Linked DNA regions of Mus musculus: regions 1 and 2 are each linked to region 3. Evidence: chromatin loops called from intact Hi-C (ENCODE). Cell type or tissue: left cerebral cortex. All regions are shown on one strand. Each heading gives the region's core, and the rest is flanking DNA. Links, peaks and the distances in the headings are about the cores only.

Region 1 (11,047 bases), core at 2,081-10,080, 900 kb before region 3:
ACTTGGACTTGAGCTTTGTACAAGGAGATAAGAATGGACCAATTTGCATTCTTCTACATGTTGACCACCAGTTTAACTAGCACCATTTGTTGAAAATGCTATCTTTTCCACTGGATGGTTTTTAACTCCTTTGTCAAAGATCAAGTGACCATACGTGTGTTGGGTTCATTTGTGGGTCTTCAATTCGATTCCATTGATCTACCTGCTTATCACTGTACCAATACCACACAGTTTTTATCACAATTTCTCTGTAATACAGTTGAGGTCAGGGATGGGGATTCCACCAGAAGTCCTTTTATGGTTGAGAATAGTTTTCTATCTTTTTTTTCCTTCGGTGCTCTTTTTTTATTAGATGTTTTATTTATTTACACTTCAAATGTTATCCCCTTTCTTAGTTTCCCCCCCAAAGGCCCCCTATCCCCTGCCCCTTCCCCCTGCTCACAAACCCACCCACTCTCACTTCCTGGCCCTAGCATTCCCCTATACTGGGGCATATAACCTTCACAGGACCAAGGGCCTCTCCTCCCATTGATGACCAACTAGGCCATCCTCTGCTACATTTGCAGCTAAAGCCATGGTTATCCTGAGTTTTCTGTTATTCCAGATGAATTTGGAAATTGCTCTTTCTAAATCTATGAAGAATTGACTTGGAATTATGATGGGGATTGCATTGAATCTGTAGTTTGCTTTTGAAAAGTAACCATTTTTACTATATTAATCCTGCAGATCCATGAGCATGGGAGATCTTTCCATCTTCTGAGGTCTTCTTCAATTTCTTTCTTCAGAGACTTGAAGTTCATCAATAAGACAAAAAGGCAACCAACAGATTAGGAAAAGATCTTTATCAATCCCACATCCGTTAGGGAGCTAATATCCAATATATACAAAGGACTCAAGAACTTACACTCCAGAGAACCAAATAACCCTATTAAAAATGGGGAAGAGAGCTAAACAAAGAATTCTTAATTGAGGGATACTGAATGGGTATAAGAAGCACCAATAAAATAAAATAAAATAAAATAAAATAAAATAAAATAAAATAAAATAAAATAAAATGTTCAACATCCTTAGTCATCAGGGAATGCAAATCAAAACAACCTTGAGATTCCACTTCACACCAGTCACAATGGCTAAGATCAAAAACTCATGTGACAGCAAATGCTGGTAAGGATGTGTAGAAAGAGGGACAGTCTTCCATTGTTGGTGGGTTTGCAAGCTGGTACAAACACTCTGGAAATCAGTTTGGTGGTTCCTCAGAAAATTGGGCATAGTACTACCAGAGGACCCAGAAATACCACTCCTGGGCATATACCCAGAAGATGTTTCAACTTGTAATAAGGACACATGCTCCACTATGTTCATAGCAGTCTTATTTATAATAGCCAAAAACTGGAAAGAATCCAGATGTCCCTCAATAGATGAATGGATACAGAAAATGTGGCACATTCACACAATGGCATATGATGCAGCTATTAAAAACAATGAAATTATGAAATTCGTAGACAAATGGATGGACCTGGAGGATATCATCCTGAGTGAGGTAACCCAATCACAAAAGAATACTCATGGTATGCACTCACTGAAAAGTGGATATTAGCCCAGAAGCTCAGAATACGCAAGATACAATTCATAAACCACATGAAACTCAAGAAGAAGGAAGACCAAAGTATAGATACTTCAATCCTTCTTAGAAGGGAGAACAAAACACCCATGGAAGGAGTTACAGAGACAAAGTGTGGAGCAGAGACTGAAGGAATGACCATCCAGAGACTGCCCCACCTGGGGATCCATCCCATATACAACCATTGAACCCAGACACTAATGTTGATGCCAACAAGTTCTTTCTGACAGGAGCTAGAGAAAGGACCCAAGGAGTTGAAGAGGTTTATACCTCCATAGGAGGAACAACAATATGATCTAATTAGTACCACCAGAGCTCCCAGGGACTAAATTGCCAACCAAAGAGTACACATGGTAGGACTCATGACTCCAGCTGCATATGTAGCAGAGGATGGCGTAGTTGGACATCAATGGGAGAAGAGGCCCTTGGACCTGTGAAGGATCTATGCCCCTGTGTTGGGGAATGCTAGGGCCAGGAAAAGGGAGTAGATGGACTGGTGAGCAGGGGAAGTGAGGAGGGGATAGGCAGAGGGGGTTTTCACAGGGGAAACCAGGAAAGGGGATAACATTTGAAATGTAAATAAAGAAAATATTCAATAAAATAAAAAATATTTTTAAAAATGAAATAAAAAAAAGACTGCAGGTTCAACTTCCTTTCTCCAAATAATAACCCATCCAGCTAACATCAGAGATTCTTGAAATGCTTTCCCATACTAATGATGCCTTTTCATATCCTAAGCCTTCAGACAAGGACCTTCTCTTTCTGTGGGCATTCCTTCTCCTTGAATAAGTATATGCCTTTACATCTTCTACCAAATAAAGAAATATGAACAAGCAATAATTGTCTCAGACATCTTCTTCATTAATGATCTCCACAGGAAAGGTATCACTTAAAAGAGCCATGCCTAAGACTTCTGAGTAAGGTTTTTCTCCTCTGCCCCTCTAATCCTCAGCACTCACTCCAAATTGGAGCTGATTCTGTTCATCTCAGGCTCTACCTTCCCATTCCTGCTTGGCAAGTAGATGTCTGGAGGGGAAACATAGACACCCCAGTCCCATACCTAACTTCCTCTCCTGGTGGTATACTCCACTGCTCCCATCCCAGTCTGGAATGTAATGGTATCTGACCACCAGTGGGAAATACTGGCTGTGGACTCGCCATTCTGGCCTTTCCCCTTACCCCTCTGGGTACCCCATGACAGAGAGGCAAACCCCTATACAACATTCATCACTGTAGAATTTATTATCTCAAGATCCATCTACTTGATCTTTCTTTGTACTAAATATGTACAAATAATATTGATGATTATGATGATGGTAATGATGATATAACACCACCAAAGCAGTCATATGAATTTACATTCATTTTCCTCGTGATTTATATAACTCTTATTAATTTCTCCAAGAAACCCTACACGTTGGAAATTTCCATTATTTCTACCTCACAGGTAAGAAAATCAAGACATAGAGTAGTTGAGTCATTTTCTCCATAAAGCTATCAGCTCAATTAGTCCATTCCCTGCTGCTTATTCTGAACATTGACACTACAGTGTATCTCACTTCTGTTTGTCATTTAAACATAAACAGATATTCTTACACATAGGAAAACATCATGTTTCCTTTGCTTATCAAGATGAACAATTCCAAAGACATCATGCACAGCCTACTGTACCTGCCTGTCTCCTGAATTCTCATGAATTAGATTTATAATCTCTCTTGTATCCTATCAATACACACTCCAGTTTAATAAACTTTTGAATCTCACAGTGCTATAAGTTTCCAACCTTGGGAGCTTTATCCAAGAACTTTACACCTGAAGAATCTTGTTCAAAAGCCACTTGGTAACTCCTTGGGGTTTGTGCTCTTTGTATGCCTCTTCTGTTGTCCTCCTAAGTTCCTTGGGCAATCAGAAATGGTCCCTCATGTCCATGGTGGCTAGAGCTTACTCTTTCATAGCACAAATCAACTCAGCTGGAGCAAGTTAATAGTTCTGTCTGGGCCTACCATTATATATAAAACCATTAACATATATGCTAATTCAGTAAGCTGAGTAAGTTGTTAAATGAATGAACTCCTGGTTGATGTTAAGGAACTATAGATTTAGGAAACTCATCAGGAATGAGCAAGGCAGCTAATTATTAGAAATAAAAAGTTCATTTTTTCTCAGATATACTTTCCTAATAAATGGTTAAAACCCTGACACACCACTTAAGTCTTCCAGCTTTAAGGCAGGACTAAGTTTCAAAGCAACCCCTAACTCCACTCTGAAAGGGCCTACACTAAAGCTACAACCAACCTGAGCACAGAGTGGGGTGTGGAGGCAATGGTAGGAAACAGTTCTTCCCTTCCCAGCAAGCTGTTCTAGGAAGATATGGGGGGGGGTTACTTTTCTTAGCTTAGAAGGAACATCCTAGTGCCCTTCCTGGCCCAATGGCCCAATGATTAAAGATACTATGATATCCTTCTTTTTCTTAGCCATACCCTTTTCTCCTCCTCCTCCTCCTCCTCCTCCTCCTCCTCCTCCTCCTCCTCCTCCTCCTCCTCCTCCTCCTCCTCCTCCTCCTCCTCCTCCTCCTCTTCTTCTTCTTCTTCTTCTTCTTCTTCTTCTTCTTCTTCTTCTTCTTCTTCTTCTTCTTCTTCTTCTTTCTCTCTCTCTCTCTCTCTCTCCCTCTCTCTCTCTCTCTCTCTCTCTCTCTCTCTCTTCCTCTCTCTCTTTTTCTCTCTCTTTCTCTCTCCAGGTTACCCAACCCATGCCAGTGAGTCATAGTTCCCAGTTGTAGGTCCCTGGACATGCTGCTCCTGCCATAATATATGCCATGGATCTTCTGTGCCAGATGGCCTGCTCAGTATTTTATATCCAGAGGTCAAGGCTCTTAAGTACTGTCAAGGAGACAGTTAAAAGATCATAGCACTCAGGAACATATTAGGGCCCAGGGACACTGAGAGAACTTTCCCAAAGCCACATGACCAGAAAGCAAACAGAAATCCCAATATAAGACAGTTCACTCCAGCTCCTCTTCCTATATGCCCATTTGTCTGGTTCTATAAAATGAAGGGTTTAGAATGGTTGCCATTCCAGTTCTTTTATTTTATGACTTCACCCTCACTTGTGATTGGGGCAGGATTGAAATTACTTTGGAGTCTTAGTGCCTACCAAATCATAATCAAATTGCTGCTTGGTCCAACGCCCAGGACCAAATACATTCTTTGTCCATGCCTTAGCCTGCATGATGATGGTGAGGACATGTTTTCTGTCTTTTCTGAAGCTCTGAGAGGGGGGAGCTGCATCTTTTGTGTTCCCCACAATAAGACATTGGCCTGCACAACACACTGACCTGCTCCTTTCCTCTGCCATCAAGTCATCAGTTCCTAGGATGTCTCAACCACTATAATTTATTTTAATAAAGAAGCCTTCCAGCCACCCTTTGCCAACACATCTGGCCAGATCCTATTTGGTTTCCTGCAAGAATACTCCCCACCATCCAAAATGATGGAGCTGGCCAGCACAGAGAAAGGCCATTTCGCCTCTGTCTGACATCCAAAGACCAACAAATTTAGTTTTTGACTATTCATCCAAATAATAACATATAAAAACAGTACAGATTTTTGTCTGTTTTCAAAGCAGAAATTTAAAAATAGAACCTAGTTCTAAATTGTATGTCATAGTTTCTCTTCTTAATTAAAGGAAAATGGGTCAAAAAATAGCACTTGGCAATGAAACATGGAGGTGCTACAGGTTTCATTTCTTCTTATCACTACCTTCTAAGAAAGTTCCTCGGGGCTGGAGAGATGGTTCAATGGTTAAGAGCAGACTGGTCTTCTGGAGGTCCTGAGTTCAGTTCCCAGAAACCACATGGTGGCTCACAACCATCTGTTGTGGGATCTGATGCCTATTCTGGCACACAGGCATACATGCAGTTAGAGCACTCATATACATAAAGAAAATGAATCTTTAAAAAAACAAAAACAAAAACAAAACTTCCCCATTGGTCTCAGTCTCAGCTTTCACACAACATGTGCTTCAAACATTGACTTCACCCCAAGAGTAATTTTTCCTTTTATATTTTTTCTTTTTAAAATTGACTCCTTTTGAGAACTTCCTATGTGAATTATTCATATGCAGATCTCACCCCCTCCTCCCTCTTTTCCAATTCCTCCAGATATCCACTCTCCCTCCAAACTTCATGATCTCTTCTGAGTCCATTTATCATTGTTCTTATGTGCATGTGTCCAAGACTCACAAAAAAAATAAGCTATAAAATTTACAGGTAAATGGAACTTAGAAATAATAAGCGAGGTAAACCAGATGGAGAAAGACAAAGGCAGCATGTCCTCACCTGTTTGTGGATCATAGCTTTGAACCTGGAGATCTGAGTCTATAACAGAAAGTATCTGAAGCATCACGGAATATAGAAAGAAGTGGACCATAGTGGGGGTTGGAGAAAAGTTCTAGAGAGGGGAAGAATAGGAAGCAAGGCTTTCCTTCTTTCTATTTCAACCCTGTACTATGCAAACTTGCTTTGGGTTTGCATAATATCTAACTGACAAGGCATAAGGACATTTACAAAATTTTAAAAAACTCAGGTATTAAAATATTTTTTTCAGGAAAATGGAATAGATAAGTAAAAGACAAGAAAACTTAATGATGAATATTGTGGTCAAGCACAAAAAATAAAGCATAGGTGATGTAGAGAAAAAAACAATTATTTGTGTGTATAGCAGACATAATTCTTAGTTGGTCTTCACTTCCTTCTTCTACCGAGGCCAAGATAGGTGATTCCCATTCCTATTGACAGGTGACAAAACACATAGAAAGAGTTTATAAAATGTCTCCTCTGAGACATGTGGTCAAATGTTAATGTGAAGCTTCTCATCGTGAAGCTTAGGTGGTTTCTTTCCTTCAGTACTCATCAAGATTTCTGGGGAACCCTCTCTGGTACCAAGTACTGCATCACAGACCATTGGGGCTCTATAATGTCATCATGCCTCTGTGGGTGGGGCTGGGAAAGGATGAAAGGTACAAAATTTAGCATCTCATTTGAAATTTGAGAAGGAACAGTTGTTTTTGTTGTAGATCTTAGGAAGACATGAAGAGGGAAGAAAGGTTTTCTATCCTTCATGTACTTACAGCCTAAGAGGTTAGAGACAGTCAACTTTCAATCCATACAGGAACTCTTTTACAAGCTAATAGAGAGGTGAGCTCCTACTTTGCACTAGATGACCTCCAATATGGCTGGAAATCACCACTACCCAAGACAGTACTTCTGCTGAAGAAGTGTGATCATCCACTGGGTGGAGCTCTGTCCTCTAATCCTAATCACTCCAAGACATGAGGACTTTGGGGTTTAGGCAAATGTCTCCTCTCAAGACCCTTATGAAGAAAAATTAAACTTGTTGCAACAATTCATTGATATCACTTTATTGTTAAGCTAATATTTATTAACCAGTGGTGGAGCAGACATGCAGTACTGGCACTTGATATCTTCTTTGTCAGAGAGCTAGCCTGCCTTCTCCTACCTCCCACTTCTTTTTGTAATATTGATTGGACTTCTGATTAATGAAGTAATACATATTAATTATAAGCACATTAGAATATAATGTAGATAAACACATCATTATTAAATTCTAATTCTGGACCAAGTACTGTTGTTTGCTACATACACTTTAATATACATTGCTTCATTTAAAATTCACAATGACCCTGCAAGGTCATCTTTATTTCTACTTCAGAAAAGCGGCTCAGGATCCAAACCCAAGTACCTACCATAGCCCAAGAAAGACAATGCAACCTACTTAGAGCTAATGTGTCTTAATACTTTCTTCTAAATTTATCTTTTTACATAAACTTCCAATAATATACATGTGTGTAGTGGACATGCATGTGTGTATGAGAGAATGTACCCCTGAATATACGCAGAAGATATAGGAGGATATCTGGTGTCCTGCTTTACCATTCTCTGCTTTATTCTATTGTGAAGACAAAGTCTCTAACTGAATCTGTAGGCATGCTGGGCCAGTCAGTCCCATTAGCCTTCTTATTACTGCCCATCCCACTTCCACAGTGCTTGGGTTACAGAGTCAGACATCCAGGTTGGGCTTTGCACATGGATGTTGGAGGTTTTAATTTTCTGTTGTGAATCAAGCACTCCTACCTGCTTAACTATCTGCCCATCCCCAGAGCAACGTCATTTTTGGTATGAGATTAAGGTCACAATGCATGATATTAACCATAATATACAAGGCAAAGGATATGCTATGGATTAGTTTAAATAAGTCTTCTTAATTAGTTAGTTATCTGCTTTCTTATTAAGATAAATATCATGAAAAGTATTCTTGGAAATTAAATTTGTACAACCCACATGTTTTGTAGAAGAAATTCCTTTGAATTATGAGAGCTGACATGGATAAGCAGAGAAGAAGAAAAGGTGATGGTAAGCATAACCAGAAAGCATTAAATACATTCATGAAAATGTCAAAGAATAAAGTTAATAAAATTGCTGTTTCTTAAGAGTTTTAAGGTCATTGGTGCTGAGTATAGCCCTCCCAATAAATGTTCTATTTCATGTAACATGTACAGCTATGCCAAGACAATCCTTTGCTATTTTTCTATTATTTCTATACAAATGTAGCAATCTTGACTAGGTCATCCTGGCTCCTCATTCCCCAGTAGTAAAACATTAACTAACAGATACGAGATGATACTTAATATTTTTTAATAATTGAATGAATTGAATTGAATTGAATTGAATTGAATTGAATTGAATTGAATCGAACTGAGCTGAATTGAATGTGACTGCAGAGAGATTCTTAAGTTTGCTAGGTCTGCTGGGAAGAAAATAAGTTCAGTAGAACACTGTAGTATGGTCTCTTCTTCCATTTGACTCAAGGGTGCTTGATTTTCCCTATCTGTTCCTAGTTTCCTCTTCAGCATAAATCCTGGTGCAGATGGGGAAAACCATATTCTTTAGACTCCAAAGGGAGTGGAAGGCAACCCACTTCTTCCATGTTCCAGCCAGTTACACGTGTACAGGCTCTGTTCCATTTGAGTGTACAGCATCAGGAGCAAATGAATCATGTGTAGGTGGGGGTTTTGTGACCACCATCAGCTAGACAAGAGATTACTTCAGAGTTCAAACCTCTCTATTCTGTCCAACTCAAGGAGAAGAGAGCTGGTTTGTTTTAATGTAAAATTCAGGTTAAATGAGGAAAAATAGCCCTTAAACAAAAAGGAAGGAGCTCAGTTAGTGGGCAAACTAGTTTCTATTTCTCTAGCCTTTCACAGCTCACATGCAACTAGCTTCCTTGAGGGTCAGAACTGACAGAGAAGGCAGTATTATTTCTGTTTAAAAAGTTTATGAAAGTAGTATCTGAAATTTAGCTTTTTCACTGCCCCAGGAATCTGCAAGCAGTCAGAAACGATATAAATATATAGACCCATGAAGCCCAATCTGGTGTCTCCTCCTATTTATCATCCTCCTGTGATACCACCTGCCTCCCACCCTGTGTTTCAGATTTTCTTAGTATCTCCATCATGTACATACGCTCTTAGATCTACCATAATTTTTGCTGTGAGGCCACCTCTCAAAGTGGCTGAGTCCTGCCTCCTGCCTCAGAGATCATGCCCAAAGGAAAGGAAAGGGCAGGATGCTGTGAGTCTTTTCCATATAAGAAAAAGAAGCAATTCTTCCCTAGTCCCTTCTCTATCCTGAAAACACATCATTTTTCAGACATGCTATATAGCCCATCTGTCAAACAGAAGCACTTTTTATCACCAGGAATCTGGGCTATTTGCAAACCAGTGACCTCGAGGTAAAAAGATTCAGCCAAGTAGCTTGTTAATAAGCCAGAAAGCCTCTAAAGCCAAGCAACTCTCCCCCAACTGGCTGTCCAAATGACAACCATTTAGGAAGACATGGTGATAAGGGACATCTGTGGCAATGACTCCAGTGCACGCCATCCTGATTTCCCAGGGGAGCTCCCTATTTTTCAAGTGAGAAGTAGAGGCTTCCTTGGCGTGCCTTGCAATAAATCAGGGCTAAGAACTGAGCTTTCACCAAAATTATCTTGAAAAACCAGCAATACTTTCCTAACCACTCAGAGATTAGGAATGGCCAGCCAATGATATTTTGTGGAGGAATGAGTCCTAGGTATGTCTGCGACAGTGATCTAGCAAGAGACTGGGGCATCCAGCAAGGTAGCTGATGAGCAGATAATGTTATGATTGAAATATTTGGCAGAAATAAATCAACATGGGAGAGAGCAGGAATTAATGAATTAAATTCAAGAGTAGAAAGTGGACAAAATATATGTGTATCAGGAAATTCATTCATTCATTCATTCACTAAATATTTTCTGAGCATTTATTAAGTTCCAGGCACCATTCTACGTAACCTAAATATTAATTTACCTATTGACAAAATTGATAAGAATCTGTGTACTAATACTCTTTATATTGTGGTGGCATAAGACCATTAATAGACAACAAATTTAAGAAATAAATCACTTGATACAATATCACAGATACAAGAGATAAATCCAAAGGATGGTCTAAACTAAGACAGGATAAACATGGAATGCAAATACAGCTGTGGAAAGTGAGAATTGTGAGGTACCCCAATGGATCTGGATAGAGAGCTGAAGAGTCTGTGCAAGGCAGATAGGGGGAGTTAAGACAATCTGGCCTGGTTCGCCATTTGGAGCACTGAATTTAAAATAAATCAGTTAACAGTCAGAAATTGTCTATCTCCCAAAAGGAAGTCACTCAGCTAAGCTTGTGATAATTAGGAAAGAGTCCCTTGTCTTAGGGAACTGAGAACCAAGAGAAAAAATTTTTCAGTGTAAATGACATTATCTGGGGAAGTTAGCCAACCCCTATCTCCCACTCCAACCAAAACTCTACTCTTAAAGGCTCTGGTGCTATAGTGCAGTCATTTTCAATAAAACTCTCATCTAACTGTTAGATAAAGGGGAAATGTGAATTATAGATAAATGATTGTGAGCGGTAAGAGCCGCGACAGGTGCATGTAGGAGGCAGAGTGTCCTCAGCAAAGCTAAATGTCCTAAAGAGGATTCCTCAGCTAATCTTTTAACATCTGGTAAAAGTTGCCACAGCAGCTACGGAGGAGGCGTTCCCAGCAACAAAAGAGGTGGAGTACCAGCCATGCACAGAGGTTAGAGACAGAATGGACCACAGAGGAAACACACAACAGTTGCTACTGTTGGAGTCCAAAGAAATCACAGAGAGAAACTAGGACTGGGTAGTCCTCATTGAATGGAACAGCTGGCTTTTAGATCTATCGATCCTCTATCCCACAAGCTCACCCTTTCTTCTTGAGAAATACCACAGGCAGGGGTTCTGAGACTGACTTGGCTGCCCTCAGGCTACTGTACTGTGCCCTCCTTCCTTTGTTCCACCCTCAGGTCCTCC
Region 2 (11,047 bases), core at 1,011-9,010, 1.5 Mb before region 3:
CAAAAGCAGAAACAACAAGCACCAAACCAAAATTCCCAAACAGCATCCAAATAAGATGAAATACTCCTAAGTACAAGACCTGCCCTGAAGTGTGGCTGATATATGTAGTATCATTCCATTGAAGGAAAATAATTTTCCATCTTCCAGTAGGTGTCAATTGAAAATATCTTGTTGTTTAGGGATGGTACTTTTTTTTTCCAGTAGCCTTTTCTATGCTGGGATTTTTGGCTGGCTTGAAACTGTGAAGGTATTTAGCTTGTTGTCATGGTCTCTATTGAGTTCATATGGATATCAGCCTTGCTGGGTCAGAAAGGGACTGTTTCCTTGGAGTAATTCATTATCTCTGGTTCTTCCAACCTTTCTTCCTCTTCTTCCACCTAGATTCCCAAACCTAGAGAGAAGTGGTTTCGCAAAGATATCTCCCGAAGACTGAGTGTTCCAAGATCTCTTGCATTCTGTCCATTGTTTACTTAAAAAAAGAGGCTTCTCTGATGAGGGTTGAATACTGCTCTGATCTATGGCTATAGCAGTATATTCAAAAGAGTGTTTATTCCTATATTCAAAATCACAGTAGTAGGCTTTCAGCTAGGGCCCATGTCCTATATACTTTCAAGTTGTCTGCCTCATTAACAGTGTCAAATGTGTGTTCCATTTAATGGATTTTGCCTTAAATAATATTTTTTTCAGAAGCTTTTTGGTTAACCCTATAAAATTTGTACCACTATTGCAACAGTATATCTTGCCAAGCAGGTCACTATTGTAACTCCCAAGGTTCGCCGCTGGTTACTTTTCTCCTCTTGTAACATATGAAGCACCTTCCAACTCTACAAACACAAGTCACTACTGAAGATTCTACTTGACACCAGCTTGATTTTTTCAGTGACATACGTATATGTTTTATTATGTAATATGAGCTTACCATCAAATTTTGAGGATTCCCTGTAATGTTTGGAAATTGAAGTTCTCTTTAGGATCCCTTATTTCAATGCCTGTCCTTATTGTCTTCCTTCTCAGATTAAAAGTTACCATTTTACTAAGTTTACACAGCTTTAAAGAATATATTACATTATTTAACTTTGACAGCTATATTTCTCATTACTGCAGGAAAGTAAATGACCATTTATCACTTAAGCTGTAGGTCATACCCTAATGTCAATGATGAATTAAAAGTTATTAACATTGGGGCTCCTTAGATTTTGTACTCCTTAAATAGAGAAGGAATATAACATTTTTATCCATTTTCTAATATTTTTATTTTTTTAATATAATGATATATTTAAATGCTCTTCTGCTTTCCAATTTTTTAAAAATATTGAACTTCCTTTGTTCAGAAAAGGACAGTTTAAATACATTATTAAATTACATTAATATCATTTTAAGTGCATCAATCTTTGCATATTCATCTCTTTTGCATTTCAGTGCTATAAGTGTAGAGACCTTTTCCTCCTGTCATTGTTGTTTTTATTGTGTCTAAAACAGTTTCAACTGCTGAGCAGTGTTGGTGCATGCCTTTAATCCCAGCACGTGGGAGGCATAGGCAGGCAAATTTCTGAGTTTGAGGCCACCCTGGTCTACAGAATGAGTTCCAGGATAGCCAGGGCTTTTTGCTAAGGACCTGATGTAGTGAGAGAAGGAACAAACTTGCTTATTTAAAACAAGAAATATGTTTGGCAGAGACAGAGATGACCTGGAACCAGTGCTTTGGGAAAGGTGCAAGTTTAGGGCCTGAGAACCCAAGTTTTCCCACTGCATAGGGCTACAGTTATCAGTTCATTGACAGCTGTGAGCCATGTCTGTAGAGTTTTTTGAGATACCCTATGTTCTCGTGCAACACTGTTGATTAGCTTCATGTTGACTCTGTCCCATTGTATGATGATTTCTGCTGACTTTGTCTCATTTTTTCCCTGTAAAAAGTATATAAGATGCTGTACTTCTTAAACAGACTTGTTTGACATAAGATATAGGTTTTGTGTGATCTCCCAATCCCAAACCCTTTTATCTTATCTTCTATTGTCTTTATCTTCTGATTTCCTGGGTCTCTCTCTTTCTCAGAACCATCTTACTTAAAAATTATTTTTTGTTGTTATTCTTCATATTTTGGTCACTGACTTGAGTATTTGACATCTGTATACAATAAGCAACTTGATCTTACCACTACCCAATAGAAGATAATATCTAGAAATAATAAAAAAAAAAGACAAAAAAAAATCCTGCCACCTAGCTATATGTCCTCCAAATCTTATTGGCAAAGTAGGAATAGGTTCAGAATACCAAATTTACCTTCCTGACTTGTTAGGGATTTTCATGTTGCTTTTTAAAAGTTTGGCAAACAAAATTATCAGAAGATAGCATCTATCAGTCTTCTGTCAAAGACACTGAAACAAGAAATAGAAAATCATTCTGCCAGAACCATAAAGTCAGGGACAACATTGGAACTGATACTAAATGAAGACCCATACTGGAAAGCTAGCCTTATTGCTCAATGTAGCAAGCTATTGGCATCAATGTCTTCCCATAGAAAGTCATTGGAAACACCATATCTGGGAGTGACTACATGAAGTTTAGGAAGGCTGATAGACTTTCTTTCAAGAACCAATTGAGGGGACATTCAGAGTTAGCTTAGCAGCTAAGAGCATATTGTACTCCATGGATACTTGCACACATGGGCACACACATACACACACACACACACACACACACACACAAACACACACATACACACACACACACACACAAATACACATGCATTAAATTATTTCTAGAAAAAGCAATTGTGATACCTGGTAGGTGTCCATATGGAATAGGCCAGAAACCTGAAATCCTACATGTCAAGAACAGAACTTTGATTCCTGTTCCCTAAATTGGTTCACTAGAGCAAGTATGCCAGTTCGTTAGAATATTGCAAATCAAAGCTTTAGAGACCCAAAGAAGAGACTCGGCATACTAGATTGTGATGTCTGTAGAATTCTGGCACACAGACAAAACACAATTCATTTCAGGAATCATAATTTCTTCTCCATCTAAAGCGATATAAAAGGCTGATGGAAGATGCTCTTGGCAGTGTGTTAATGGATGCTAATTAAAGTCCTGCTTTGGACCAAAGGAAACAGCTGAAGAAAGCAGAACACAATAGAGCCTCGCAGATGGCTCCTGGAACAAGCAAGGTGGGCTCGGTGATTAAGACACAACACTGTGGAACTTCAGCAGCTGAGGCAGTTCTGTTTGCCTCATGTAGACACAGTATGAAGGTAATTATTCATATGTAAATGGTGTGAATTTTTTCTCCATTTTTAAAAGAAAACTGTCCTTATTCACTATGAATGCAAGCTGTAACAAGCAAATTCAACTAAACATCATCCTGTCGATTTTGTGGTTCCTTGCTTCTTTCTCTTCCTTTTTTTTTTTTTTCTGTTTGTAATGGAACTCCCTTTTTTAGACATGGCTTTGCAAATAAAAAGCATATAACATCTGGAACTTCTTAAAAATCAATTTCTTTTTCTCCTTTATTTTTCTGTTCTATAACTAAAAATGGACTTTCCAATTTGCATCCTGCCTTCTTCCCCTCCCTTCCCTTTGTAAAATAAATAAATAAATGCCACCTGGTCTAACAGCTCAGTTGCCCATTATCAGCCTGAGGCAATCCAAAGCTGCCAGTTAGTCAACGCAGAAAATATGGTTTCAAGAAGAAATGTGAACAGAGCCTTTGCAGTAGTGTAGTTTGGCATCCTGCCAAATCACAGACCCATGCAAATATGGTCCCACGTCCTAGAGACTTGGAAGAAATCCTTGCAATCTGGGCTTTGGTATATTAGCACCTTGACTTTTTTCTAACAAAGATGTCTCCAAAATTCAACAGTTTCATAGTTAATAAAACACATCAATGGCTCAGAAAAGCAGATCAGCACTCTGATGGAACTGTGGGGTCCTTGAGAAGATTGGTTTTCCATGTGTTCATATTCCTGGGATCACATGGTTCTGGGGCATCACCAGCTACTTATTGTGGTACCCCATAGGAACTACAAACACTCAAGTCAACACTTATTAGTCACTGATAATCAGTGTCACCAGACAGATGACTCATAAAGCATAAAAGTTGATATCTTAAATTATAGTCATGGGAAGTTCAGAATCAAATGAGCTCAGAAAATTCCACTCTTTCAAGAAATTTTCCAGCATCTACTTTTTGTCACTTTTCTCAATGTCAGACACTTAAGTAGTTATGACTCTGCATAAAAACTGATGACACTTGCATGGTATGGGAATTCAAATTCAGGATCCTACTCTTACACACATCACACATTGAGCCACATCTCCCACCCTCTTCTTGATCCTAAATATTTGCTACATTCCTTCTGTCTTCTGTAACATAGTACTAGTCATTGAGGTTATAAAAGGATAGACAACATTTTTAATAACACTATTGTAGAACATGTTAAGATAATGAATTGTTAAGAATGATAGTCATCTTCAGTGACTTCTGTAGCAGAAGCAAACTGTTTGAATACAGGAAGAAATCAAGACAGAAAAGGTACATGTAGATCTGGAAGCAGTGCATCACAAAAGGAATGCTTTCGAAATGGAAGGTATTTGCGATAGATTTTAATCAAAAGGTAAAAATATGGCTAGTTATAGGAGGTGAGGGATAGGGTGCAATGATTTTAAATTTGTCATTTTGTTATATTTTTAAAATGTGTATGGTGTTTTGCATTTTATTTTAAATATAGATGTATGTGAGGCAAGTATATATTTGGTGCCCATGGAGGCCAGAAGAGGGCATCAGATACCCTAGAACTGTAATTATGGTTGGGAACTGCCCTGTACATGCTCAGAATTGAACCGGGTTCCTCCGAAAGAGCAGACAGTACTCTCAACTGCTCAGCCATTTCTCCAGCTTGGAGCAAGCATTTTTAAATAAGAGGGCAAATGATTGAAAGTGAGATTTGTATCCAGGCACTGCTTTCAGTGAATCTTAAATCACCTCATCTGCCAAGAACCATACTCACGGTATGGGGAGTGGTAGAGGATGTTTCTTGATTCTTGCTTGATACCCACTAAATCTTTCAAATTATGATGGCTCCTAATATTAAGGCAGGGAGCTGAAATTTTTCTTCATAAAACTATAGGGAATCATTGAAGAATTTTCAAACAGAGCTGACACAGTATTGGATATTTGTTTTAAATTATTCATTTGACAAATGTGTGGAAAGAGAATTGTAGTAATACAGGTTTGAGTCAGAGGCCCATTGGAGATGATATTATAGTAGTTCAAATGATAAGTCTCTCAATAGGGAATCATTCTATTAAAGAAATCACCTCTATGTACCCTGAGCATTAATCAAACTTGGGCTAGATACCAGTCCTTAGGATTGGATCACTTGGTGGCTGTAATTATTATTGTGAGATAGAATATGAGGGGTAGGTTTATATTATCTATAGGAGAACTCTATTATACCTGAATATATACCTGTTACTTATAGCATATAGTGTATTTTAATTGTTATGAATTCATTGGTTCTAAGTTTGTGATAACTCTTTATTATATCATATAGTTAGTCCTTTGAAAACAATATACTGAGACCTGAAGAATGGCTTAGTGGTCAAGAGCAAATATTATTCTTGCAAAATATCCAAGTTTAGTTCTTAGCATCCACAGCTGTGGCTCAATACTATATAGAACTGATCTTCCAAGAGCCTGATGCCTCTGTTCTCCATGCACAACTGCACACATAAGCACACACCTACATATAGACACATTAACATATACATAATTACAAATAAATATTTTAAAGCAAGTAGATATGAATTCCTTTTGCATTGTCTTAGAGATGAACAACCAAAAGCACAAAGAGAAGAAAGAGTGTCCATATTTCATAACTCTTTAGAACAAAATGAAAGCTGCCAACAAACAGAATGCCAATGTTGCCAACGAATCCAGTATCTACAAGACAAAAGGGAAGCCTGTTGTCTTTTCCTGGCTCTTCTTTTCCACCTTTACATTGTGAATACAAACTGCACAGGTTAGTCTTTTATAGATTCTTTTGAATTGCTGAGTCCATTTTGGAGGAAGAGGAGAAGATAAACCAATACAGACGATTATTTCACTTCACAGGTCAAAATCTCTAAATGATGGTACATAACATCTCCAAGTCTAAGAGCCTCTAGTAGGCTTTCTTGTAGGCTGTGACTTTCACTGTTGTCACCTTGGCAATGACCCTTGCTTTTCTCAAAATCAGCCACAAAAAATTAAAGCTTGCAGAATGTTAAATAAATAGTTTATGAACTCTAAGGTGTAGGAGATTAATTCCCCAGGAGACACCTGAGGTGGAACACTAAATTTCTTTAGGCCCCTGTCACCTTTTTCATTAAACAAGTGTAACCAAATGCTACCTCCCAAAAGGTTCCCTTGAAGCGAAACAGCATGGGTTTTCAATGCACAAACATGCTTCAATCTCACTGTGATGATTATTCTTGCTTGTCTGCTTGCCTGGATCTGAACTCAAGTAAGAGATAACATGCTAGACACACTTATGGGAAATTTTCTTGATCAGGTTATTTGAGATAGGAAGAAGCAACACAAATGTGGGCAACAGTTTCCATGGACAGCTATATGACAGTGTGTCCTAGATAACAATTTTGATTTCTGTCTCTTTGCATTTGTGTCTTGCTAGTCACTTTCATCTTCCTGGTTGATGGTTCTATCTACTCTGCTCTTGTTACTGTTGATGTTGCTGCCATTATGGCTACATTCCTTTAGTAATAGCAGAACCCACTTTCTTCAGACTTATTTTGTGAGCTCAAGACCAGTGGCTCACCAGAAATCTTTTAGGTCTTCAGTACCACTTTAGGACTTCCAGATCTGGCCATGAACCCCCACCTATACCTGTAATTAAGGCCATTCTATCTCCTTGTGCATTAGCACAGAAGACAATCTGTTGTGCCTGGTCATTGTACCCCTATTACACCAATATCCATTGTCTATGAGTTGGGCTTTATCAGGCATTTCTCAGAAATGCAGAACGTTTTTATGTTGTTTCTTATCTACTTTACTTAGCTGGTTGTTGTGGTCATCCAAAGAAGCCTTGGTGTTTCGTGAGATTCTATAAAAACTTTCTTTTCTCCCAGGAATGTTAAAAGGTGCAATGTGTAGGATTTAGAACTGGGCAGTCAGAAATTCAGATTTTGGCACAGGTTTGTAACAGAACATTGAATGAAATTTTCATTAAAATTCTAAGTCACTCTGTGCCCCAGTTACTACCTCATAAAGTTGAGTTAAACACAAGATGGCAATCTTTAAGTATCATCGCATTTATGTATTTATCTCATCTACTCTGCTCTTACCCTAGTTCAAATTCGCAACATGCAATGCTAGGCCCATGCCACATAGTACCAACTGCTGTCCCAAATGACAACCTTTTCTCTATAGTATGTTCCACCTGCAGCTTCCTAAGTGTTTTAACAATTATGACGTCAAAAAGAACTATATCTATGAAGGTATTGTCATAGGGTGCGACCTGTTACTTAGCAACATAGCCCTGTTAGCCTGTGTAAGCATGTAGTACACTTCTCACAGCATCTTATAATTGTCTAATGATGCATGTTATAGAGCATATCACATCATCTAAAAACAAATACCAATAAAATACCAGTTCCCAGAACAAAGCTCTTTCCCAGGGCTCCTAGGGAGCCTCACCAATTTCACCACGATGGAGACACATACACAAATTTCTCCCTGGTTTTAAAATGTCATAATCTTCCAAATCCTAGTGTAGCTGTTTCCTTTAAGAGGAAGGGAGAACCCAGTTGAATAATGGGATGGTTCAATCTTTAGGTGTCCTTTCCCTTGCCCTAATAGCATCCCATTCTCTGCCACTTAAAAATTACCTGCCCATGGAGCACATGTGTTCCTTACTAACACACTGTTTGACTATTTATTTCTTATTCTTCATGCCATATTCACACAATGGGGTTTTGTCTGCCTCTTCCTGGTGCTATTAAGAAGAAAGACACATGAGTCAGTCATTCTAGACTCATTCTTGATTTCACCTAGAAAAGATTACATGGCTTTGTGTAATTACCTAAATTTATTCATTTTTCCCAAAGTGAATCAATTCTAAAGTACTTAATTTCAAACAGTATGTAACATGTGCTGATTTCTCCATGAATTATATTGCTATAATTTCTACTACTCTCCCTACTCATAAGACTGAAAACCACTCACAAACTATTCAGTAAATATATTAGCATATTGCTTGCTTAAAATCAATGCAGAGCAAATGAAACTTTCTCAGTTTGTGATGAAAATTACCAATAATATATTACTGGAGGTATAGCTTAGCGGCATAGTGCTTGACTCTCATGTGCTAGACTCTGAATTTAATCCATGATACTATAGATTGAGAATAATGGTAATAATAATTAACAAACCATAGACACATACTTATTATTACTATCAACACACTTCTACTTTTGTTGATTGTCAGAATGCTCAAAAACCTCAGAGAGAAAGATGAGTGTAAAGTAACTACCACGGAAGGCGATACAACTTCCAGTTCCCACAGAGAATCACACACAGCTCTGACACCAGACTGAAGAGAGCAATATTGCAGTTACTGTACACAGCCTAAAGTAGAGCATGGCAGGGTGAAAGGAATACGAGAACTCCTGTTTAGACTTACTGTAGTTGCACCAGCAATTCACTACATAAATATTCTTTCTCTAATTATTTAATGCCTACTCTTAGATAGATAATATATCTTTTAATGATTATACACACAAACTCACAAACAAATATTAGGTTTTTGGGTTGTTGTGTATGTTTCTTCATCTATACTATTTTTGTGTCTCTTTCCCTGGTTTTTACATTCTTATATCTTTTTCTTCCTTCCTTCCTTCCTTCCTTCCTTCCTTCCTTCCTTCCTTCCTTCCTTCCTTTCTTTCTTTCTTTTCTTTCTTTCTTTCTTTCTTTCTTTCTTTCCTTCTCTCTCTCTCTCTCTCTCTCTCTCTCTCTCTCCCTCCCTCCCTCCCTCCCCCCTCTCTCTCCCTCTCTCTTTCTTGTTTTTTTTTTGCTACTAAATTATAACTTTTTTACATTTGACAATGTCTATATTCTGAGAATCCTAACTGCATTCCTAATTTTCCTCCAAGTTATTCTAACAACTTCATTTTTTTCTGAAATTTATATATCTCTCTTTCCCAGCACTATTTTCCTCCAAATTCTAATCTTATAAACCAAAGTGTGAATAGACAAAGAAGCCACTGTTCAGTTGTTGTTGTTATTGTTGTTGTTGGTGGTGGTGGTTTATGTGTTTGTTTTGTATGTGTGTAAATGTGTGGGGTTTTGTTTTTTATTATATTCTTTATATTTACACAATTTTTATGTTTAAGTATATTCTGATCATATCATCCCCTCTGCTAAATCCTTTCAAATTCTTTCCTTGATCCTCCCCACTCAACTTCAAATTTTTCCTCAAAAAAAAAAAGAACAAAACAAAACAAAGAAAAAAAAAAAAAGAAAGAAACTAAAACCTAATAAAAAGCAACACAACCAAGGGGAGGGCACATAAAAAAAATTAAACACTGCCCTTAAACAAATAAATTAACAAGCAAATAAAAACATACCAAATTATACTCAAATAAAAGCTCTCTCTCTCTCTCTCTCTCTCTCTCTCTCTCTCTCTCTTTCACACACACACACACACACACACACACACACACACACACATACATACACACACATACACACACACACACACAATTGTGGAGTCCATTATATGTTGGTCAACCACTCCTGAACCTGGCCCTGCCTTGGAGTGGCTTATACTCTACCCAGTATCATCGGGAAACTGATTCTTCCTTTCCCAGTAGGTCTAAAGGAAAAATCAATTAGAAACTATAGCAGTAGCAATTAAGATCTTGTTCATTCATCTATTCATTAATTTCCTTATTTAAACCACCACACCAAAGTTGGACAAGGTAAAACAAAAAAAAAAAAAAAAGGAAAACGGAGCCCAAGAGAAAGCATAGAACCAGAGAACATACGCAACAATCCCATAAAAACACTGGGTATTGAAAAGAATATAGAGATTGTGTGTGTTTATGTATGTATGTATGTATGTATGTATATATGAATTCAACAAATATAAAAATGTTGAAGTAACCTAATTTAATATAGTGTATATGAAAGCTATCAGTTAAATTAAAAGTCTTATAATAAGTCTGATCATTAGAATGGATCAGGATGAAGACAGAATGTCTGAATGGAAGACAAGGTTGAGGAACTAGTGTAATAAGATAAAGACAAACATTAAATAATAATAAGACAACAATAAAAATTATAAGATACATATCTTACTCTACAATGCCAAAATAACTGAATTATATCATTGGCCAAATATACTTAACATCCATTTACTTCAGAATATACATTTTCCTGAACAGCCCATTCAACTTTCTCTATAATGGATCATACAGTAGTATAAGAATGTTGAAACTATGCCAACAATAATATATCCTCACAAGGAAATAATACTACAAATCAGCTGAAGAGAAAACAAAGATTTTATACAAATTTATGGAGATTAAACAACACAACCCTGAATGAAGAACTGATTCACAAAGAAATAAAGAGGACTCTTTTTTAAAATCTTAGGTTAAATATATAATGAAAGCACAGTATATCAAAGTCATGGTATAAAATTAATAAAAAGAGTCCTAAGAAGGAAATTCATACTTCAAAGTATCTAAGTCAGAAAATCAAATATATCTTATATAATCTATGAATGCATTCAAAACATGTATGAAGGAACTTCACTTAAAACCAGAGACACTGAAACTTATAGAGGAGAAAGTGGGGAAAAGCCTTGAAGATATGGGTACAGGGGAAAAATTCCTGAACAGAACAGCAATGGCTTGCTCTGTAAGATCGAGAATTGACAAATGGGACCTAAAGAAACTCCAAAGTTTCTGCAAGGCAAAAGACACCGTCAATAAGACAAAAAGACCACCAACAGATTGGGAAAGGATCTTTACCTATCCTAAATCAGATAGG
Region 3 (11,047 bases), core at 1,011-9,010:
TAAGAATGTTAGCATCTACATGTGATTGTGAAGAAACTAATTTTCTAAGGTCAAGAACGTGGTGGGGAAAGATTTTGACTCTTACTGAACCCCTAAGGTCATGCTACTGAGACACTAGAGTGTGCGTGATATGAAACATGGGGCATGATCTGTTTTCTAATTACCATGATGGCAGCTAAACATCCTCCCTGTATAATACTATGAAGTCCATTAGAAGGCTGGGTTTTGCAGAACCACATATTCCTTCTGTGTGCTGAGAATTTTTCCATAGAAGTGTCTGCTGTGGCCTGCAACGTGATAGATGGAGGCTCAGCCAGCCCATTCCTGCCATTTCTCACCTCAAAGACTCTTTGCTTTGGTATCACCCAAATCCTTTCCTTCTAGGGACTCAAGAACTCCAATTCTCCTTTCCCAGGACAGGGCTATGGTCCTTCCCCCTACAATGTGTCAGCCTCTGCTCCCCAATCCTGCCTGGAAAGGTCTGGGTTGTCATCCTTGGGCCACTTTTATTTGGAGCTAGGGAGATCATTTATCAAAGACTTCTGGCCCCTTCTGGCCTCTAGATAATGGAAAATGTTCTCTGGTTCAAAACAGATCCAGGGTCTCCACATGGTATTTTCATACAAGAACACTCTGGGAGGGCTGTTCAGAGTCATCAAAAATTTGAATATTTATTAAGCAATTTCTGGAAGGCTGAAACAAGGTGACTTAGATGGGGTGCTTTTTAAATTCATAGCAAGGTGATTTTAAAAGTAGAGTTAGGCTAGAAAGACCTTATTGACAAGCAAAGGTGGGAAGTCACAACAATTCGAATCCCCCACAACACCCAGCAACTGAGTTCTAATCCCCCACAACACACAACAACTGAGTTAACCTTTGCTGAATACCTGCTATTGCTCAGGTATGCTTCTAAGGATTAATAGTCACTTCATCTTCAAAGCAATCCTACAAAGAAGGCAGTATTAGAATGCCCGTTCTACAAGCAAGGAAACCAAGACATGTATTTGTCCAAAGCCTCACAAGCTAATAAGTGGAAAAGCTAGGATTCTAACTCATGTCCTCTGAAGAAGACACTCTAGCACTCAGCCTTGTGCAATAAGTAATCAAATCCTATGACCACAGGACACATATATTGCCTGAAGTTGTAATTCTACAGGCCTGCATTAGAAGAAACATTGCTGGGATCGATACCACCAATGTATATGCATGTAATTTCTTAACATAACAGAATTTCAGATGCCCCCACTCTATATTAAGACTAATGCTAATTGCTTTGTCACATGGAAGAATTAAAGGGTACATTCTATATAAAATTCCAGGACCATTAACAACAATTTGAATTTGGAGCTGGAAAGATGGCTCAGTGGTTAAGAGCACTTACTGCACTGAAGAGGATGTGGGTTCACCCACACAGTGACTCATAATCGTCTGTAATTCCAGCTCCCAAGAGATTCGACATTTCTGATTTCTGCAGGCTCCTGCATGCACCTGATACTCAGACATACACCCAGGCATACATACATGCACATAAAATAAAATAAATAAATATTTTAAAATGTGTTTTCCCTTGGCACTACCAACTTTCCAAGCACTTAAATTCCTTAGTGCTGAATTTCTAAGAAATCTGCCTTTTCAGTTAAATTCATGGAGTGAGGGTTTTAAAGAGAGACTTGAGCTAAGTTTTATTATCCAATGCAGATAACTTTTTTGATGTGTATCAATCATTTTCATTTGTAATGTGGGTGGATTTTATATATCTGTATCTAGCTGCTGGGAGAGAAATCTTTAAAGCCTCAAGATGGGATTTTAAAAACATCTTTATAGATGAAAAAAAGCAAAAGTTTCACCTTCGAGGAAAATAAAAGAGAACATGAAGTCTATATATTTGAACACACACAATATCAAAAGAAAAAAATAAAAGACTGAGTGTGAGATCACAAATGCATGACCTTGACAGCAATTGCTTGGACAGCATAAAAGGGATTGCTTTGGTCTGCCATGGTGGAGGAGGCAGCCCAGTGTGTGCCACACTTCCACGGTCTGTCCCCATGCACAATGCTGCTGTGGGGCTTGAGGTTTTATGATTACAGATGTCTCATTCATTCTTTCATTTATTCCTTCCTTGTCCCATCTACTCTCTTTCCCCATGCATTCATCTCAGAATCTCCTCCGGAATCATTACCAAGTGGCAGGTACCATGGACAGTTCCGTTACAGATCCCTGCTTTATGGAGAGGCAAACATGTACAGTAATAGAAAGTGTTATCTGTAAACCACTCCAGCAGCAGGAAGACCAGAGAAAAATAACTCCAAAATAAATAGGGGAACAATATAATTTTTGCCCATTGAGAATCAATGAGCAGATGTGGAGCTGAAAGGATTTGGAATCACCCGTGGGTCTGTGGAAGGGCTATCTGTGGTCTGCAGCATAACTCAGGAGCTGACTGGGAAAGGAAGATAGCATGGGCATTCTTGTCCCCTAGTGAAGTGTGAACTACGCTGCACAAATAATCTAGGTCATTCTAATTGCCCATTCATGTCGTTCCCTCCAAAGTCTTTAGTTTTTCTGATTATTTTCCAGGTCAAGTCTGTGAAGGTAGAAAGCACAGGCATGGTCAAAGTGCAGAAGGGGAAAGACCTTACTCACAGCTGGGATCTGGGTGTTTTATATCTCCTAAACTTGCATGTTGAGACCTAATTGCCAATGTCATGGGAGCAGAAGGTGAGGCTTTGAGGAGGTGATTCAGCCGAGAGAGCACAGCCCTTTTAAACATGCTGAGTGACCTTAAAGGAGTGGTGTGTGGAGCTATTCTTCCCTTCTCCAGGTACTGATGCAGCAAGAGGGACTGTCGACAAGTCACAGGGTTTCTACAATCCACAGGGTTAGGGTGAGCCTCTCTAGACATGGAACAAGCTGCTACTTGACCTCAGACTTCCAGACTGCAGAGGACTGAGGGGAAAGTTTCTATCATTGGCCAGTTACTCACATATTTGGATATAGCAGCTGAAACAGATTCAGACAAGCATCTTCTCCTTCAATCTTAGTTGGATTTGTGTGTGTATGCATATGTCTACATACATGTGTGCATATGTGTACATATGTGTAGATATGTATGGCATACAAAGGTTAGCCTTGAGTACTATTCCTCAAGCTATACACCTTGTTTTTTGAATTTCTAAATGATCTAGGGCTGATTAGCCTAGGATAGACTGGGTAGTCATCAAGTCCCAAGTATCTGCCTGCCCAAAGCTGAACACACCACCAAATTTCACGTGCACACGTGTGCATGTGTATGTGAGTATGAGTGAGTGAGTGAGTGTGTGTGTGTGTGTGTGTGTGTGTGTGTGTGTGTGTGTAGGTTCTAAGAATTGGACTCAAACCCTCACGATGAAACAAAGCCCCAAACCCCCAGCGTTGTTTTTTTTTTTTTAACAAGCTGGTTTCTGACCCAAAGAGGTTATAAGATTTGCCTAAGGCTACAAAGCAAAATAAGATGCTGTTTCCCTAGCCCCCTCAATGCCTACACTTGATGCACATACCACATTATGTGAATATCCCTCAGACACCCCAACAGAGCAGCTATTATTACCCTCTCCATTGCAAAAGAAAGTGAAGTCCTTTGGTCAGGAAGCAAGCCATGTATAAGGCCACACAACCACCCTAAGTGTTCGAAACTTAAGCTGCACCAGCTAGAATCCCTTTTCTGGTCTTGGTCTCTCCTGTATGCTTTCCTGTAGGCTTGCTGCCGCCTAGAGGTAATCATAGAGCAACAGGCCCAAGGAAGGCTTTGTCTTGGGCAACAAGGAAGCTAGGTGCAGACTTGGAGGCTATTTTCATCCTCTATCAAGCTCAGCCCAGCAGCATCAGTTCTGCCACCCACTGTTGCCCCCATACCCCAAACTTCCTCATTCCTTCAACTGAGCCTGGAAATAGGTGCACATCTCCCTAGAGGGATCCGTTTACACTGATGCACAGAGCCAAAATGATACATCCTTTTGAAACAGTTGAGAACAAACTGTAGGTTTTCACAATGAATCTGTGTCCTTCAAAGTGCAGCCAAGGTGGAGCTTCATTCTGAAAGGACACACATAAGCACAAGTATAGGTGAGTAGGGGTGCAACTAAGGTTTTCCTACATCCTGTTCACTGGTGACTATCTATCTGCAGCATTCTATATAGCAAGTCTAACTATTGGTAGCTACCACCCCACTTTGAATAATACATTTCCACAGAGCCGATGGAGGCGACAAGGGACCAAAGAACAGACCAATAGCACAGCCTAGTGGCAAAGTCAGAAATGACAACTTCATTCTTCATTGTCACAGGATGAAAACAGAGAAGGGAAATAGAGAAAAGTCCCGTGTTTCCCAAGCCTAACAGTTCCACAAATGTCTCAGTAGTCCTGCCCCATTTCAGCCACAGGGATAGATGGGCAGAATGTTGCAAAAGGTTGAGATAAGTATTTGAAGAAGAATCTGATGGAGTTCAAGAAAAAAGAGTCACAATGACAGGGATACTTGGCAGTTCACAATCAACAAGGCTTTGGCAATTCCACTTTGTGTGTGAAAATAGGGAGAAGGAGAGAGACAGAGACAGAAAGAAAGACAGAAATACAGAAACAGAGAGGTGTGTCACATAAAAAAAACATGTTTATACTTTCCAGCAGTGCTGCATGCAATTTAAGTTTTCCTAATGTGACAAAACCATGCTCTCAAGCAAGCATCTCAGTTGTGAGGTCCTTCTCTCCAGGTCAGCTGGAGTCCGTGCTTTTAAGAAAATTATAATCTTCTACCTAAACAAACAAAAAACTTGTAGCATTGACATAAAAACGTAGCCATCTCATCAATGAAAGAAGGGGATCATGAAGCAACCACTGAGTATTCAAAGCTGCTCTACAAGTTGACAAGAAACCCAGGGGCTTAACCAGTACCCCTTCCATAGCATCTGAATGACACAGATGGTCAAGCCCCAGGCTAATGGGCATACATGCTGGCATCACTGCTAAAATAATTGTTCTGTCTCTCTGACTGTGGGTTTTCTCCTCTGCCATGTTGGAGCAATGATGATAAGTTTTGCACATGGTGGTTGTTAGAACTAATGTAAACCACATTGATCATCAGATACTAACATCTCAGCCGGTGGTGTCTGTCAACAGATAACTAGGATGAATAAATTATTTAATGTAGCCAATGACAAATTTACCCACCAACCATTGCTTCCTAAGAGACTAACACTAAGAACTAGGAACTCAGACCTGGCCAGATTTCTTCTTGAGTATCCAGAACCTGCTTCCAAAGTGTGGTATGAGAGCAGGCTGCAACATCCTCACCAGGAACTTATTAGACAAGCATGTCTGAGGCCTCTCCCAGATCCACCCAATCAAAATCTGAAGTTTAAAATAATGTCAGAGTTTTCAGTCTAAGAAATCCTGCTGGCCTGTAAAACTAGAGGCTGTCTAAATGCTGGTCTGTGTGGAGTGAAATCTAGTTTGAATGAAGCAAGGCTTTTCCTTTCTGCAAATGGTCCCTCTTCATTGGAGGAAAGATATAACTGGACTATTTGGTGGCATTGTAATGTCACTTGGGGAAATCAACAAGTATCCTTCCTGTGCACAAGAAGCCAAGGAGTGATATGTATTCACAAAAATATGAACAAGCCTTTGGAAGAGAGTGACCAGAAATTCCCACATTTTGTTTAGGAAAGAATCCCTGCCTAAGGTAGGTAGGCTAGGCTGAACTATGGTTAGAACACGATTAATCACCCCCCCCAAAGTTTCGCTGATACTTACTTCTCCATGTAACAGAATTTAAAGGTGATAGATGTCTTAAAAGGTGGTACCTGGTAGGAGTTGACTGAGTCATCACTCCATAAAGGATTACTGCTGGACTCCTGGTAGACGAGATCTCACATGACTAGATTAGTGCCCACCCTACCTCTTAAAGTCTCAGCACCTCTCAGCATTTATATCTAGAGACAAACTACACACAACACACAACAAGTATACTGAGAGAAGATCAATTTGGGGCCTGAGGATTCTGCTAACACCTTATACGTAACTGAGGAACAATGGAAGGCAACTATGACTTCTGGGAGGGAGTCATAGTTCCACATCTCTTTAAGAATAATCTTCCTAATTCGATCCTTCTTAGAAGGGGGAACAAAATACCCATGGAAGGAGTTGCAGAGACAAAGTGTGGAGCAGAGACTGAAGGAATGACGACCCAGAGACTGCCCCACCTGGGGATCCATCCCATAAACAACCACCAAACCCAGACACTATTGCAGATACCAACAAGATTTTGCTGACAGGAGCCTGATATAGCTGTCTCCTGAGGCTCTACCAGTGCCTGACAAACACAGAAGTGGATGCTCATAGCCATCCATTGGATGGAGCACAAGGTCTCCAATGAAGGAGCCAGAGAAAGTACCCAAGGAGCTGAAGGGGTTTGCAGACCCATAGGAGTAACAACAATATGAACTAACCAGTACCCTCCAGAGCTCCCTGGGACTAAACCACCAACCAAAGAAAACACATGGTGGGACTTGTGGCTCTATCTGCATATGTAGCAGAGGATGGCCTAGTCGGTCATCAGTGGGAGGAGAGGCCTTTGGTCCTGTAAAGGTTCTATGCCCCAGTATAAGGGAATGCCAGGGCCAGGAAGCTGAAGTGGGTGAGTTGGTGAGCAGGGGGAGGGGGAGGGGATAGGTAGTTTTCAAAGGGGAAATCAGGAAAGGGGATAACATTTGAAATGTAAATAAAGAAAATCTCTAATAAAAAAAAGGAAAAAAGAGAAAAAGAGAATAACCTTCCTAAAAAGTAACAGATACCAGGTGGATGTCCTATCTCTGAATTTCAGGACCTCCAGGTTCTAAAAATGGCCTTCAACAACTTCTTTTACTGCCTCATGTCTCAGTTTCCTTATCTCTAGGAGTGAATCATGGAAATCCCAAAAGCTACTTCCTGACTGCTGGATGAACTTAAGTTGCATAATGGAGTAAGGTATGGATATGCAAGGTCAGGAAGAATTTCAGTGGGATCCTTGTTGTGCAAGCCTGAGGACCCAAGTATGATGCTCAGAACCCATATGGAAGACGAGAACCAAAGAGGAGTGAAATTGTCTCTGAGTTCCACAGATGTCTTAAACACACACATCACACATATACATGATGATGAGAGTGATAAACTATCAGCTCTGGGAGAAACAGCATGTCTCATTGATCCCCAGTGCCCTGCACTTCCCACAGTATATGGCCCATCTTGTGATCAGTGGGTCTTTCTGACATCAGCCAGAATCAAGGGGTATTTAGAAGCAGAGACCTGTGACTCCTAGTTGGACATGCCTCTGTTTCCTCTCCTTTGAGTTCTTTACCTTTAACGTGTGTTCATGGTCCCCTGCTTTCCAAAAGGAGCTACCTCACAGAAGTGGTAGATAACACAGAGACCCACAACTGACCAATATGCAGAAAATAAGAGACTGAAAAAAGCTCAGCCCTAAAGGTAACATATATACCAGATCCCCTCTTCAAAAGGTTCAGGGATCATTATGGATGGGGAATCAGAAAGAGTGTGAGAGCAAGAGATGCTGGATGACTACAAGAAACAACTTCTTGTAAACAAGAGTAGGGCATCTCTGGTGGATTGAATATGCATGGCGCAGGGAGTGGCACTTTTAGAGGTGTGGATTGTTGGAGTAGCTGTGACCTTGTTGGAGGAAGTGTGTCACTGTGAGGGTGTGCTTTGAGAGTTTCCTCCTAGCTGCCTAAGGTTTGCAGTCTTCTCCTGTTTGCCTTCAGAACAAGAATTCCCAGTTCCTCCTGTGCCATGCCTGCCTGGCACTGTCATGCTTTCACCTTGATGATGATGAAATGAACCTGTAAGTCAGTCTTAATTAAATGCTGTCCTTATAAGAGTTGCCTTGGTCATGGTGTCTGTTTACAGCAGTAAAACCCTAATTAAGGCACATCTGTACATATGAACTCACAGCATGCACAAAACCTGTGTATCCTCAAGACAGTCTAAATCCCATGGATATATAACTTGAGCACAAAACTCCAAACCTAGCTAAATAGCTATTGGCAAAGATGCTGGGAGAGAAAGAGATCACTTTCTTTAAATGTGTAACACTGGGTAAGTCAATGACACTCCAATGGAAGGCTGTATATCCAAAGAATATTTGAGCAGCATAAATTGGTCTGAAACTTTAAGGACACAAATGTGGGTGAGTAGTGACGGGGTGGATCTGCAAAGCATTTGGGGAGAGGAATGAAGATCAAAATACACTGTGTAGAACTCTCCAAGAACTGATACTTTTTTATATAAAAGAATGATCTAGCTGGAGGCAGGAGCAAAGAAGGCTTGAGAGAGATAGGACTGTGTGTTGGCCTTTAGCTACTGTCACGGAGTCACTAGGAAAATAACAAAAGAAGAAAGGTTAGTGGAGCTTACACACTCAGAGATTTCAGTCCATCATGGCCTGAAGGTACAGTAAACCTGAACAGCTCACATCATGGTAACACACAAAACTCCACGTGTCATCTGGCTTGTTTCTTTTCTTTCCCCATTCTTTTTCCACACAGGCTTCCAGCCTAGGAAATGGTGTGACCCACATTCAGGAAAAGTTGTCTCCATTTATTTAACACTTCTGAAAGTACTTTGACATATACAGAGGTGTATCTCACTAGATGCATAAGCACTTGACAAGCTAATCAAGTTGACAAGCGTAACTATTACCAGTCCACTTCTTGTCGACTTGATACCCAGACACATCGACTAAAATCATAACTTTTCTGCCATGACTCTTGAAGGCTCATGTCCATCTAATAAAGCAAAATGCAATTACCCTTTTTCCAAGAGTCTCCAAAGCCTTAACAGTCCCAATGCTGTTCAAAAGTTCGGGTTTAAAGTCTGCTCTGAGACACAAAGCAAGCCCTTAGCGTTTAAGTCCTACAATTTCTTTTATTAAGTTAACAGTACTGACATACAGTGGCACAGGGGATTAATTCTCATTCTAAACAAGAGGAATAGAGTGTGGCAAAGACAGTGCCAATACAAGACCAAAACCCAGGAGGGTGAACGCCGAATCCTTTGGATTCACGCCTGTTATCTAAGGCATACAATAGCATAATAGAAGTTCTCAAGAATTTGAGCATCCCCAGTGTCACATCGTTGACAGTCATAGCTCACGTGACTTCTCTTGGGATGACTGCTCAATGTCTGAGGCTCTTTTGAAGACATTTCTTGTTTTTAACATCACTGAATTTCTGACATCTTCGTTGCATCTTCAGTATCACCCTCACAGCTTCACATGTTTCTCTCAAGTGCTGCATATAGGATCCTGACCCTAACGTATATTGCCTGGCCACCCAAACCTGCCTTGGAAACGTGGTCCATGATCTCAGGACTCATAAGTTATACATGACTACAAACTAAGCATCACGTGGATAACTAACAGCAGGGTTTGAGCAGGAACTGAGTCCATTTGTAGCATAACTGCAAAGGTTTCTGTGTTGCCTGGCCACTGAACACGATGAAACACATCTGAGGTAACAACTTCCCCAGCCCAAATGAGTATGGCAAAGTCAAAAGAGTTTACCCTTTCAGACTCTCTATTTAGGCCCTGTAATATATGAGGTCTCATCAATTACTTAGATACCTTCGAGGCTAACTTTCTTATTGTCCTGATATGAAACACGTGGCTTCTTTTTTATTTTTGATTAGATATTTTCTTTATTTACATTTCAAATGTTATCCCCTTTCCTAGTTTCCCCTCTGAAATTCCCTTATCCCCTCCTCACCACCCACCACTCTCCAGCCCACCCACTCTGCTTCCTGGCCCTGGCATTCCCCTATACTGGGGTATAAAACAGGACCAAAGGCCTCTCCTCCCATTGATGACCGACATATGCAGCTAGAGCCATGAGTACCACCATGTGTGCTCTTTGGTTGGTGGTTTAGTCCCAGAGAGCTCTGGGAATACTGGTTAGTTCATATTGTTGTTCCTCCTATGAGGCTGCAAACCCCTTCAGCTCCTTGGGTACATTCTCTAGCTCCTTCAGTGGGGACCATGTGCACTGTGAGCATCCACTTCTGTATTTGTCAGGTACTGGCAGAGCCTCTCCGGAGACAGCTATATCAGGCTCCTGTCAGCAAAGTCTTGTTGGTATCTGCAATAGTGTCTGGGTTTGGTGGTTGTTTATGGGATGGATCCCCAGGTGGGGCAGTCTCTGGGTGGTCATTCCTTCAGTCTCTACTCCAAACTTAATTCATGCCTTCTTTACAGTGATGTTTTGTAATCTCTTCAGAAGCCATGATTTCACTAGTACTAATTCTATATAGCTTTCTCAGAACATGCTGATTTTTTTAATCTATCTGCTTCTCTTACTCCTCCTGTTTCTCATTGCAAACCTGGCTAAAAGCAGCCAACCATATCTATGCTATAGCCTAAATATTCCACTACCTTGAAATCTTTTCCACTATATAAGTCTTCCACCACTTTTCTCCATATTTCCACAGACTCTTATGGCCTTGATAGTATATCCACAAGTTCTTTGCCATGGCATATTAGAAGTGGATTCTACTCTAATGCCTAATAGAGTCCTATTCCATCCGAAACCTCGTGAACATGATCTTTACTGTCCTCATTAGTACTGGTATTCTTGTCCCCTGATATCACCCCAAAATTACCATCAGTGTCTGCTTACAGCATGCTCTTCTGATCTGCACCCCAAAGCTTTTCTGAATTGCTTCCCACAAACCAGTTCTAAAGTCTGCAGAAGAGCATCAGGCCCAGTCATATCAAGGATCAACTTTTTAACACTAACTTCCTGGTAGTCAGTTTTCATCACTGTTTACATAGCTCCGATAAAAAGGTGGTGGGACTTTTCAAGGGGAAAAATTAACAAATGTCAACTCACCTTATAGAGGATACCAACCACAGACCAAAAACATGACTTCATCAAGTAAGCTACTTGGCATTAGTTATAGGGTCATGCATAAGGGGTTATGTATAGGAACATAAGTTGCTCATAAGTGGAATCCCTGAGAAGCC

Evidence for each region. A loop is a pair of places that touch in the nucleus more often than their neighbours do. Peaks named below come from ENCODE experiments on the same cell type or tissue, not always from the same donor. Only the 100,000 strongest peaks of a DNase experiment are listed, where the experiment ranks them.
Region 1: it touches region 3 in a loop (3-fold over the local background); 3 of 42 quality-filtered maps call a loop at or near these places.
Region 2: a loop joins it to region 3, with 5 times the contacts of the local background. A loop is called at or near these places in 2 of 42 quality-filtered maps.

The regions. Positions count from the first base shown.
Region 1 is chr15:69,322,606-69,333,652 of GRCm38, reverse strand. No RefSeq gene overlaps it. Among named protein-coding and RNA genes, the nearest start is that of 4930504C09Rik, 58 kb to the right of the region's middle. In left cerebral cortex, for the core only: a CTCF peak has its summit at 6,911; a DNase peak (open chromatin) is centred at 6,896.
Region 2 is chr15:69,916,110-69,927,156 of GRCm38, reverse strand. Gm19782 (predicted gene, 19782) reads right to left here and starts at 2,924. Exons shown (of 6, transcript NR_045071.1): 1 at 2,781-2,924. In left cerebral cortex, for the core only: a CTCF peak has its summit at 4,762 (motif pointing right); DNase peaks (open chromatin) are centred at 3,062, 3,746 and 4,809; H3K27ac peaks cover 177 bases.
Region 3 is chr15:68,421,835-68,432,881 of GRCm38, reverse strand. No RefSeq gene overlaps it. Among named protein-coding and RNA genes, the nearest start is that of Mir30d, 86 kb to the right of the region's middle. In left cerebral cortex, for the core only: CTCF peaks have their summits at 1,364, 3,739 (motif pointing left) and 4,288; DNase peaks (open chromatin) are centred at 1,430, 3,773 and 4,266; H3K27ac peaks cover 1,327 bases.